Linked DNA regions of Homo sapiens: region 1 is linked to region 2. A link is a loop called in an ENCODE intact Hi-C map of the cell type or tissue named here. Cell type or tissue: chondrocyte. All regions are shown on one strand. Links, peaks and the distances in the headings refer to the core of each region. The heading gives the core; the rest is flanking DNA. Region 1 overlaps ZC3H12B (zinc finger CCCH-type containing 12B). Region 2 overlaps ZC3H12B (zinc finger CCCH-type containing 12B).

Region 1 (5,390 bases), core at 76-5,075, 58 kb after region 2:
GATTACATTGAATCTGTAGATTGCTTTGTGTAGTATGAATATTTTACCAATATTGATTCTTCTAATAGATGAACATGGAATGTCTTTCCATTTTTTGGTGTCCTCTTCAATTTCTTTCATCAGTGTTTTATAATTTTTGAGAAATCTTTTGCTTCTTTAATTCCTAGGTATTGAATTTTATTTGTGGCTATTGTAAATGGGATTACTTTTTAAATTTCTTTTTAGGATTGCTCACTGTTGGGATGTAGAAATGCAATTGATTTTTTTTGTATGTTAATTTTGTAACCTCCTACCTTACTGAATTTATCAGTTCTAATTGTGTGTGTGTGTGTGTGTGTGTGTGTGTGTGTGTGTGTGTGGAGTCTTTAGGTTTTTCCAAATATATGATCATATTGTCTGCAAACAAAAATAATACTACTTCTTTCATTCCAAGTTGGTTGCCATTTATTTCTTTTTCTTGTTTGATTGCTCTAGCTAGGACTTCCGCTACTATGTTGAATAACAGTGGTGAAAGTGGGCATTCTAGTAATGTTCCAGATCTTAGACAAAAGGCTTTCAGGTTTTCCCCATTCAGTATGATACTTGCTGTGGAGCTGTCATATATGGCTTTTATTTTTTTTATTTTTTTTTCAGTTTTAAAAATGGCTTTCATTTATATAAGTCATTGCACATTCCTAATACAGTGATTTCCTGAAAATTACAGTATTTTGTAAACATAAGATTTAGTTTAACCATACACAAAGCCTATTTTTTTATTTCTTGACAGAATAAATTACTTTTCTTCAAAAAATTAGTCAAGTGCAATTTTGCCCAATATTTAATGCATACTAGAATTAAAGCCTATGAAACTAAGTAGTAACAGATGCAATTATCAAACCTTTCATTTGAACACATTCACTTTCAAATTTAACTTCTTATTTCACCCCATTTAACAACATTACTTTCTTTGAAAATTACCCAATTAAGCAGTTAACAGTTTTCCATAATATGGTACAGGCCACTGGCATTAACTAGGCAGTTGCCAAGATGTCAAGATGCCTGCAATCTAACGAGATCGAGAAATCTACAGATGCCCACAGCAAACCCTGCAAACTTCCAGGGTGACCTGTGTTTCAGTGGAAAGCTTTGAGACAGTTCCTCTTATCTCATTGTTTGCTTTCTGTATAGGTTGGGGCTCTCTTTAGCGATCCACACAACTTTGCAGCACTGTAAGAGTATGAGGACAAAGTCCTAATCTGGCTTGCCGGGCCTCTCATCTCTGTGGTGCTCTGCATCTTGATGCTTCTTGTCATCTTTTATTGCCAAGTGAGATTGCCCACTCAGAGCACTAGACAGTGCAAGAAGACCGGCACTGCCCCCGAGGGGCGGGATTCCAGGAGGCTGAAGTCCCGAAGGGTGAGGCGTAAGGGGAACTGGGGGTCCGTGGCCATAAGAAAGATGCTGAGCTTGCAACTGCTGCTGCCCGATGATGGCATTCAACTCTGCCATGGTCACCTGTTTGGCACGTTCGACAGCCTGGGCCACCTGTTGTTGATGTTCCTGAGACAGAAATGGGATGACTTGTGCACAAATCGTATTCAATCTCTTGGCGATTTCAGTCTGTTTGTGCATTTCAATGTTTAATCCATATGGCATTTCGTAATACATCACATAGTGCCTCTGCATTTCTGTCTTTTCACTTGCCGGTTACTCACATTCCAATTTAAGGCTGTGATACTGCGCCTGCAGGAACTGGAATTCCTCTTTAATCCGGTCCAGGGACTCCGCGATACTGAACTTGAAGGGCTGGCCTGCAGCCTGGTGCGGCGTCGGGTGCCGGCTCTGCGGGAACATCGCGCTGGCGGCGGCCGGGGCTCTGTTCCCCGGCAACTCAATTCTCCGGTCAATTTCCAACTTTAATCCCGCCGAGGAAAATTAAGCCGGAAAGCCAGGCAGAAGCGGGGAGCGAGGTGGCCACGCACGCAGGCGCGCTAGGCCGGGCGTACCGGCCACTCGGCGCCCGCAGCTGCTCCGGCTCCCGCTCCCGTCGGTGCGGGCTCCGGCCCTCAGGGCCACATTAGTGGGCGCCCCAGGCCCAGCTGCTTCAATAACCTGCGCGGAGACGTCGGGCGTTCGGGGACTGTGCGCGGGGGCAGTGCTCCAACCCCCCGGCCTCAGTCGCCCGGGCGGGGAGGCGGGGGCGCGGTGACTCCGACCGCACTCCCCTCGGGGATCCGCGTGCGCGGCGCCAGTCCTGGGCAAACAAATCCAGACGGGCTGCTTTTCTTTGCTCTTCTCCTGGTCCGCCTCCTCTTCGGGTTTTCCCCGAGGCGGCGGCGGGCGAGGCGCAGGTGGCGCGGCGGCCCCCGCTAACCCCACACAAACCCGACGCTTTCGGGGCGACTCCCGCAAGACTCGGCTGCGCCCTCGGCCCGGGTGCTCGCAGGGTCCCGGGACGCAAAAGGGAGAGAGGTTGAGGACGCGGCGGAGGCTCCTGGCCGGGGAGCGAGGGATGACTAGGCGGGGAAAGTGCGGAGGGCGCGCCGGAAGGCGGCTCGGCACGCCCCGTGCGACCAGCACTCGGTGTTCTCCGCGGTTGCACAAACCTCCGGGCCCGACGGGGCTACTCCACCGAGAGCAGTCCCGCAAATGGCCGCTGCTCCTCGAGCTCGGGGAGCATCAGGGCGCCGCGCCTCGCGCGCACTCGCCCTGCACGGCCGGCCCGGCCGCTCCGGACCCTTCTTCCGAGCCCCTTCTTCCTCGGTCTTCTTTCTTTTCTTCCTCAGTCTTCTTTCTTTTCTTCCTCGGTCTTCTTTCTTTTCTTCCTCGGTCTTCTTTCTTTTCTTCCTCGGTCTTCTTTCTTTCCTTCCTTCACCTTCGTGTGCTTCTCCGCAAAGGGCGCTCCAGCCCACTGCAAAGTTCTCTCACCACCCGAGGGACGACATCCACGAGATGGTGGGAGAAACAGCAGGAGTGCGCTCCGCCAATCGGCCACCCTCCCCGGCGGGCAAACTCTGCCGGCGAGTCCGGAGTAGTCACAGCGGTGCGGCCAGCGGAGATTTTGGTCGCCGCGGGACGACGGAGGTCCGGGCTGGTGGCGCGGGTCCCGCCCGGCCGTGCGAGGGTGGGGTGGCGCAGTCGGCTGCCTCCGGGACGCAGAGCACAGAGTACCCGCCGCTGCTTCTGCTGCTGCTGCTCCTGCAGCCGCCGCTCCTACCGCCGCCGCCGCCGCCCGCGCCTCTGGCGTGGGTTACACTAACACGCGGTTTCACACTCAGGAGCTAACCAGCGCCGGCCCCGCCCGGCCCCGCCCAGTCCCGCCCAGCCCCGCCCAGCCCCGCCCAGCCCCGCCCAGCCCCGCCCAGCCCCGTTCAGCCCCGATCGGGCGGGGGACGCTAGCCCGCAGCCCTATATAGCTTTTATTATGTTGAGGTATGTTCTTTCTATCCCCTGTTTTATGAGAGCTTTTTTTTTTTTTTAATCATGAAGGGATGTTGAATTTTATCAAAAGCTTTTTGGCATCAGTTGAAATAATCATATGGTTTTTATGCTTCATTCCTGTTGCTATGATGTATCGCATTGATTGATTTGCATATGTTGGACCATCCTTGCATCCCAGGGATGAATCCCACTTGGTCATGATGAATTTTTTTTTTTTAATGTAACATTGAATTCGGTTTTGCTAGTATTTTGTTGAGGATTTTTGCATCGATATTCATCAGAGATATTGAACTGTAGTTTTCTTTTTTTGTTGTGTCTTTGTCTGGTTTTGGTTTCAGGGTAATGCTGACTTCATATAATGAATTTAGAAGTATTTTCTGTTCTTCTATTTTTCGCAATAGTTTTAGTAGGATGGGTACCAGTTCTCTTTAAATGTTTGTGGAAATCAGCAGTGAAGCCACTGGGTCCCTAGCTTTTCTTTACTAAGAGACTTCTTAATATGGCTTTGATCTTATTACTTGTTATTGGTCTGTTCAGGTTTTGGATTTCTTTCTGGTTCAATCTTGATAGGTTGTATGTACCTAGAAATTTGTCCATTTCTTCTAGATTTTCCAACTCATTGGCATATATTTGCTCATCATAGCCACAAATGATCTTTGAATTTCTGCAGTATCAGTTGTAATGTCTCCTTTTTCATTTCTAATGCTTTTATTTGAATCTTCTCTCCTTTTATTAGTAAGTTTGGCTAAAGTTTTGTCAATTTTGTTTTACTTTTCAAAAAACCAACTTTTTGTTTCATTGATCTTTTGTATTATTTTCCTCATTTTAAATTCATTTATTTGTTTTAATCTTTATTTTATTATTATTATTATTTCTGAGATGGAGTCTCCTTCTGTCACCCAGGCGGGAGTGCAGTGCTGCTATCTTGGCTCACGGCAGCCTCCGCCTCCTGGGTTTGAGTGATTCTCTTGCCTCAGCCTGCAGAGTAGCTGGGATTACAGGCACCTGTCACCACGCCTGGCTAATTTTTGTATTTTTAGTAGAGACAGGGTTTCACCACGTTGGCCAGGCTGGTCTCAAACTCCTGACTTGAATTGATCCGCCTGCCTCGGCCTCCCAAAGTGCTGGGACTACAGGCGTGAGCCACCACACCCAGCCTATTAGTTCTTTTCTCCTACTAATTTTAGGTTTGGTTTGCTTTTGCTTTTCTATTTCTTTAAGATGTATCATTAGATTGTTTATTTGAAGTTATTCCTCTTTTTTGATGTAGGGACTTACAGCTATAAACTTCCCTCTTAGTACTGCTTTTGCTGTATCCCATAGATTTTGGTATGTTGTGTTTCCATTGTCTTTTGTTTTAAGAAGTTTACAAAAATTGTTTCATCGACCCACTCGTCATTCAGGAACATATTGTTTAACTTCCATGTGTTTGTATAGTTTCCCAAATTTATCTTATCATTAATTTCTAATTTTATTTTATTGTGGTCAGAGAAGATGCTTGATGTTATCTCAATTTTGTTGAATGTTTTCAGACTTTTTTGACCTATCATATGGTCTATTTTAAAGAATAATCCATGTGCTGAAGAAAAGAATGTGTATTCTGCCACCAACAGATAAAATGTTCTGTAAGTATCTATTAGATTCATTTGATCTATACTGCAGATCAAGTCTGATGTTTCTTTGTTGATTTTCTGTCTTGACGATCTGTCCAATGCTGGGAGTGGGGTGTTGAAGTCTCCAGATATTATTGTATTGGGAACTATCTCTCTCTTTAGCTCTAATAATGTTTCCTTTACTTATCTAGGGGCTCTAGTGTTGGGTGCATATATATTTAAAATTGATATATCCTCTTACTGAATTTACCCCTTTATCATTATATAGTAACTTTCTTTGTCTCTTCTTATAGTTTTTGTCCTGAAATCTATTTTGTTTGATATAAGTATAGCTACTCCTGATCATTTATTGTTTCC
Region 2 (5,390 bases), core at 225-5,224:
ACTACAACAAAAATAAATGGGACCTAATTAAACTAAAAAGCTTCTGCACAGCAAATGAAAGAATCATTAGAATAAGCAGACAACCCATAGAATGGGAGAAAATATTTTTAAACTATTCATCTGACAAAGACAAAGGACTAATATTCAGAACTACAAGGAACTCACACAAATCAGTAAAAAGAAAAATAAACAATGCCATCAAAAAGTGGGCAAGTGATATGAGTAGACATTTCTCAAAAGGAGATATACAAATGGCCAACAAACATATGAAAAAATACTCAACATCACTAATTGTCAAGGAAATTCAAATTAAAATAACAATAAGGTATCACCTTACCCTAGCTAGAATGGCCATTATTAAAGTCAAAAAGCAAATAGATGTTGGCTTGGATGCAGTGGAAAGAGAATGCTTATATGCTGCTGGTGATAATGTAAATAGTACAATCTCTTTGAAAAATAGTTTGGTGATTTCTCAAAGAACTAAAAGTAGATCTGCCATTCAATCCAGCAATCCCACTACTGGGTATCTATCCAAAGGAAAATAAGTCATTATATCAAAAATATACCTGCACATGTATGTTTATCACAGCACAATTCACAATTGAAAAGATATAGAACCAACATAAGTGCCCACCAACAAATGAGTGGAGAAAGAAAATGTGGTACCTGTATATCATGGAATACTACTCAGCCATAAAAAGAATAATAAAATAATGTCTTTTGCAGCAACTTGGTTGCAGCTGGAGGCTATTATTCTAAGAAAAGTAACTCAGGAATGGAAAACCAAATATCGTATCTTCTCACTTATAAGTGGGAGCTAAGCTATGGGTATGCAAAGGCATACAGAGTAGTATAATGGACACTGGAGTCTCAGAATGGGGTAGATTGTGAGGTTAGTGATGAGAAACTATTACCTGGTACAATGTCCATACTCTAGTGATGGGTGCACTAAAATTTCAGACTTCACCACTATACAATTCATCCATGTAACCTAAAAACACCTGTACCAAGAAAACTATTGAAATATATATATATATATATATATATATATATATATATATATATATATATATTTGGTTTTATATATATAGTTACATATATATAAATATATATAGAACAAAATTAAAAAAATACAAATGCCCAAGAAGTATAAGAAAAGGTGCTCAAAATTATTAATCAGGAAAATGCAAATCAAAAGCACAATGAGATAACACCTCACACCTGTTAGAAAGGCTATTATCAGTATGATGAACTACAACAAGTTTTGGGCAGGAAGTGAAGAAAAGAGAACCTTTGTATACTGTTGGGAGAAATGGAAATTGGAACGCTTTATGGAAAATAGTATGGAGATTCATTTCAAAATTAAAAATAGAATTACCTTACAATCCAGCAATCTCACTTTTGAGTACATAGGCTAAAGAAATAAAATCAGTATCTTGGAAAGAAATCTGCAATCCAATGTTCATTTGAGTATTATTCACAATAGCTGAGATAAAGAGAAAACCTTAATGTCCACTGATGGATAACAGGATAATGATAATGTGAGATCTGTCTATTTATCTATCTAATAATAATAATATGATATATATAGATAATGTGAGAGATGTGAGATGTGAGATATATAATGGAATATTGTTTAGTCCTATAAAAGAAAAAATCATTCTATTTGTGACAACTTGGATGAATCTGGAGGGCATTATTCTAAGTTAAATAAGCAAGATGTAGAAAAATATATACCCCATGATCTCACTTATATGTAGAATCTAAAAATGTCAAACTCACGGAAACAGAGAGTAGAAGAGTGGTTACTGGGGGCTGGAGAGAGGAAGATGTGGGAGGATGTCTGTCAAGGGGTATAAAGTTTTAGTAATAATGAAAGATAAATAAGTTCTGGTGATCTAATGTACAACAATATCACTATAGTTAACAATATTGTATCATATACTTGAAATTTGCTCAGAGGGTAGATTTCAAGTGTGCTCATCACATATAAAAATGATAACTATGTGAGGTGATGGATATGCTAATTAGCTTTTGTGGTGAATATTTTACAATGTGTGTGTACATATATATATGAATATATTATATCAAAAAAATATATATAATCATGAAGTTGTATGCCTTAAATGTATATAACTTAAAAATGTTAAATATACCTAAATAAAGTTGGAAAAAATAAAAGATGTTAATATAACCTGCAGAATAATCTCTATGAAAATAACTCAAAAATATAATAAAAGAGATAAGAGATTAAAATGGTACACTAGAAAATCACTATTCAACACAAAATAAGGCAGTATTGGAGGAAAAGAGTAACACAAATAATCATAATACATATAGGAAATAGAAAGCAAAATAGCAGAAGTCCTTCAAAATCAGTAATTACCTTCAATGTAAATGAATTAAACTCTCCAATTAAAAGACACAAATTGGAAGAATGAATTAAAAGACATGATCCAAATAAATGCTGTCTGCAACAGACATACTATAGGTTAAAAGGCACAAATAGGGTGGAAGTAAAAGAATGGAAAAAGATATGCCATGCAAACAGTAGCAAAAAAAGAGCTGGAATGGCTATACTAGTATCAAATAAAATACACTTTGAGAAAAAAATGTTACTAGAGAAAAAAAGTGGCACTTTATAATCATAAATGGATCAACCAGTCAAGAAGACAATGAAATTATAAATATATATGTACCTAGTAACACAGCCCCAAAATACATAAAGCAAAACCAGACAGAACTGAAAGGAGAAACCAACAATTCAACAATAATATTTGAGGTCTTTAATACTCTCTTTCAATAATGGAAATACCAACTAAGCAGAAGATTAATAATAAAACAGGTGATTTCAACATTTCTACAAACCAACTAACCACAACAGAAATCTACAGAACATTACATCTGACAGCTGCAGAATGCTCATACTCCTCAAATACATATGGTAATATGTTAGGGCATACATAAGCCTCAATAAATTTAAAAAGATTGAAATAATATAAATTATGTTCTCTCTAAAATGAAATTAAATATAAAATTAATAATGAAAGGAAGTTTGCAAAATTCAAAAACATGAAAAATATGTGGAAATCAATCAGATGATTCTAAATAATCAGTGGCTCAAATCAGAAACCACAAAGGAGATTAGAAAATACTTTGAGATTAATCAAAACCAAACCACATTATACCAAAATTTAGGAAATGCAGCAAAACAGTGCTTAAAGAAAAGTTTTCTACCTATAAAAACCGACATTAAAAATAATAAAAATGTCAAGTCAATAACCTAGCCACTCACCTTAAGAAACAAACAAACAAAATCACAACAAAAGAAACTAAACTCAAGGAGAATGAAGAAAATAATAAATATTAGAACATAAATAAATACATATAATAAAACAGAATAAATCAATAAAAAGTAGTTTGTTTGACAAGATCAATAAAATTGACAAACCTTGGCTAGATTGACAGAGATTAAAAAAAAGGAGACATAAATTACTAAAATCAGGAATAAAAGGGGATATTACTGCTGAACTTACAGAAATAAAAATTATTATATGGAAATGCTATAGTATGAATATTTGTATTCCAACCAATTATATAATTTAGACAAAATGTCCAAATTCCTAGAAAGACAAAATACTAAAACGGACTCAGGAAATGACTTGAAATCTAAACAGACCTATAATAAGTAAAGAGATTGAATTCATAATCAAAAAACATAAGAACCCAGTTAGGAAGTCAAAGTATCCCAGGGAAGCTCAAAGCTAAGAACAGCTGCATTGAAATAGGTATGAAAATGCTTTTAATTTTATCCATATCAGGCCCTCTCTCAGGTTAACACATCTCCCATTGGGAGCAAAAGTCCAACATACATTTTCTCCTTTGAGAGAGTAAGAAAATAGTAGAACATTTATCTAACATTCTGACTTTTTGGGAAGCTGCTGTTTTTGTCTCACCTGACTAAAACAACTTATGGGAAACAGGAATAATTTGGATGGTTAGGAGCCACTAAGAAAAAAGAGGGCCCAGCAGCTGTGGCAGCACCAAATAACTTGTAACAACACAGACAGAAGCTGATACAGCTTGGCAAAACTGGGAAAAAGCAACTAGCTCATGGCTTCAGCAGTGGGAGAAGAGAAAAGTGAAATGTGTATTCAATGGTCTGGCTTCTCGGGGAGCTGCCTAAAAAGACTGGTTTCTGTCTTGCGTGACTTAGAGTGGTGATAAGAAACCAGCATATTTTGAATGCCTGGGAGACACTGAAAACAAAAGAATGCGCAGTGGGAGACACATATACAAAAGAGAAGGTGATGTAATGACAGAACAGGGAAAGATGCAGTTACAAGCTTAGGAATGCCAACAGTCACCAAAAGCTGGAGAGGCAAGGAAGGGATTCTCTCTTATAAACTCCGGAAAGAGTGCAGCCCTGCCAGCACCTAGATTTCAGACTTCTGGCCTCCAGAATTGTGAGAAAATAAATTTCTATTGACCGAGTTTGTTACAGCAACCTCAGGAAATGAAAATAAGAAACTTTCTGAAAGCCCACTGATTCACTTTTTATTTTTTAAAAGGAATCATAGATGACATAAACAAATGGAAAAACATCCCATGCTCATGGGTGGGTAGAATCAATATTGTGAAAATGACCATACTGCCAAAAGCAATCTACAAATTCAATGCAATTCCCATAAAAATACCACCATCATTCTTCTCCATTTATTTTAGATTCAAGGGGTACTTGTGCAGCTTTGTTACATGAGTATATTACATTATGCTGAGGTTTGGGGTATGTTTAATCCCATTACCCAGGTAGTGAGCATAGTACTCAAGAGTTAGTTTTTCAACCCTTCCCCACATTTCTTCCTCCCTCTTCTAGTAGTCCCCAGTATCTGTTGTTCCCATCTTTATGTCCATGAGTACTCAATGTTTAGCTCCCACTTATGTGTGAGAACACATACTCTTTGGTTTTCTGTTCCTGCATTAATTCACTTAGGATAATGGCCTCCAGAAGTATCCATGTTGCTGCAAATGAAATGATTTTATTCATTTTTACGGCTGTGTAGTATTCCATGGTGTATATACACCATATTTTCTATATCCAATCCACCATTGATGGACAACTAGGTTGATTCCATGTCTTTGCTATTGTGAATAGTGCTACAATGAACATGCGAGTGCACGTGTCTTTTTGGTAGAATGATGTGTTTTCTTTTGGATATATACCCAGTAATGGGATTACTGGGTCAAATGGTAGTTCCATTTTAAGTTCTTTGAGAAATCTCCAAACTGCTTTCAACAGTGGCTGAACTAATTTACATTCCCACCAACAGTGTGTAAGCAAGAACCTGCCTTCTAAGGTCAAGCTATGCTTCCTTCAAGCTACACAACTT

What was found. Hi-C counts contacts between places; a loop is a spot of excess contacts. Peaks named below come from ENCODE experiments on the same cell type or tissue, not always from the same donor. Only the 100,000 strongest peaks of a DNase experiment are listed, where the experiment ranks them.
Region 1: a loop joins it to region 2, with 5 times the contacts of the local background. A loop is called at or near these places in 2 of 110 quality-filtered maps.

The regions. Positions count from the first base shown.
Region 1 is chrX:65,404,526-65,409,915 of GRCh38, reverse strand. All of the region lies in intron 5 of ZC3H12B (zinc finger CCCH-type containing 12B), which reads right to left. It also overlaps the pseudogene TLE1P1. Among named protein-coding and RNA genes, the nearest start is that of LAS1L, 130 kb to the left of the region's middle. In chondrocyte, for the core only: no CTCF peak of the experiment used is centred there; DNase peaks (open chromatin) are centred at 2,466 and 3,010.
Region 2 is chrX:65,462,599-65,467,988 of GRCh38, reverse strand. The region is part of intron 5 of ZC3H12B (zinc finger CCCH-type containing 12B); the gene reads right to left. Among named protein-coding and RNA genes, the nearest start is that of LAS1L, 69 kb to the left of the region's middle. RefSeq lists a silencer at 4,106-4,400 and an enhancer at 4,035-4,563. In chondrocyte, for the core only: no CTCF peak of the experiment used is centred there; no DNase peak of the experiment used is centred there.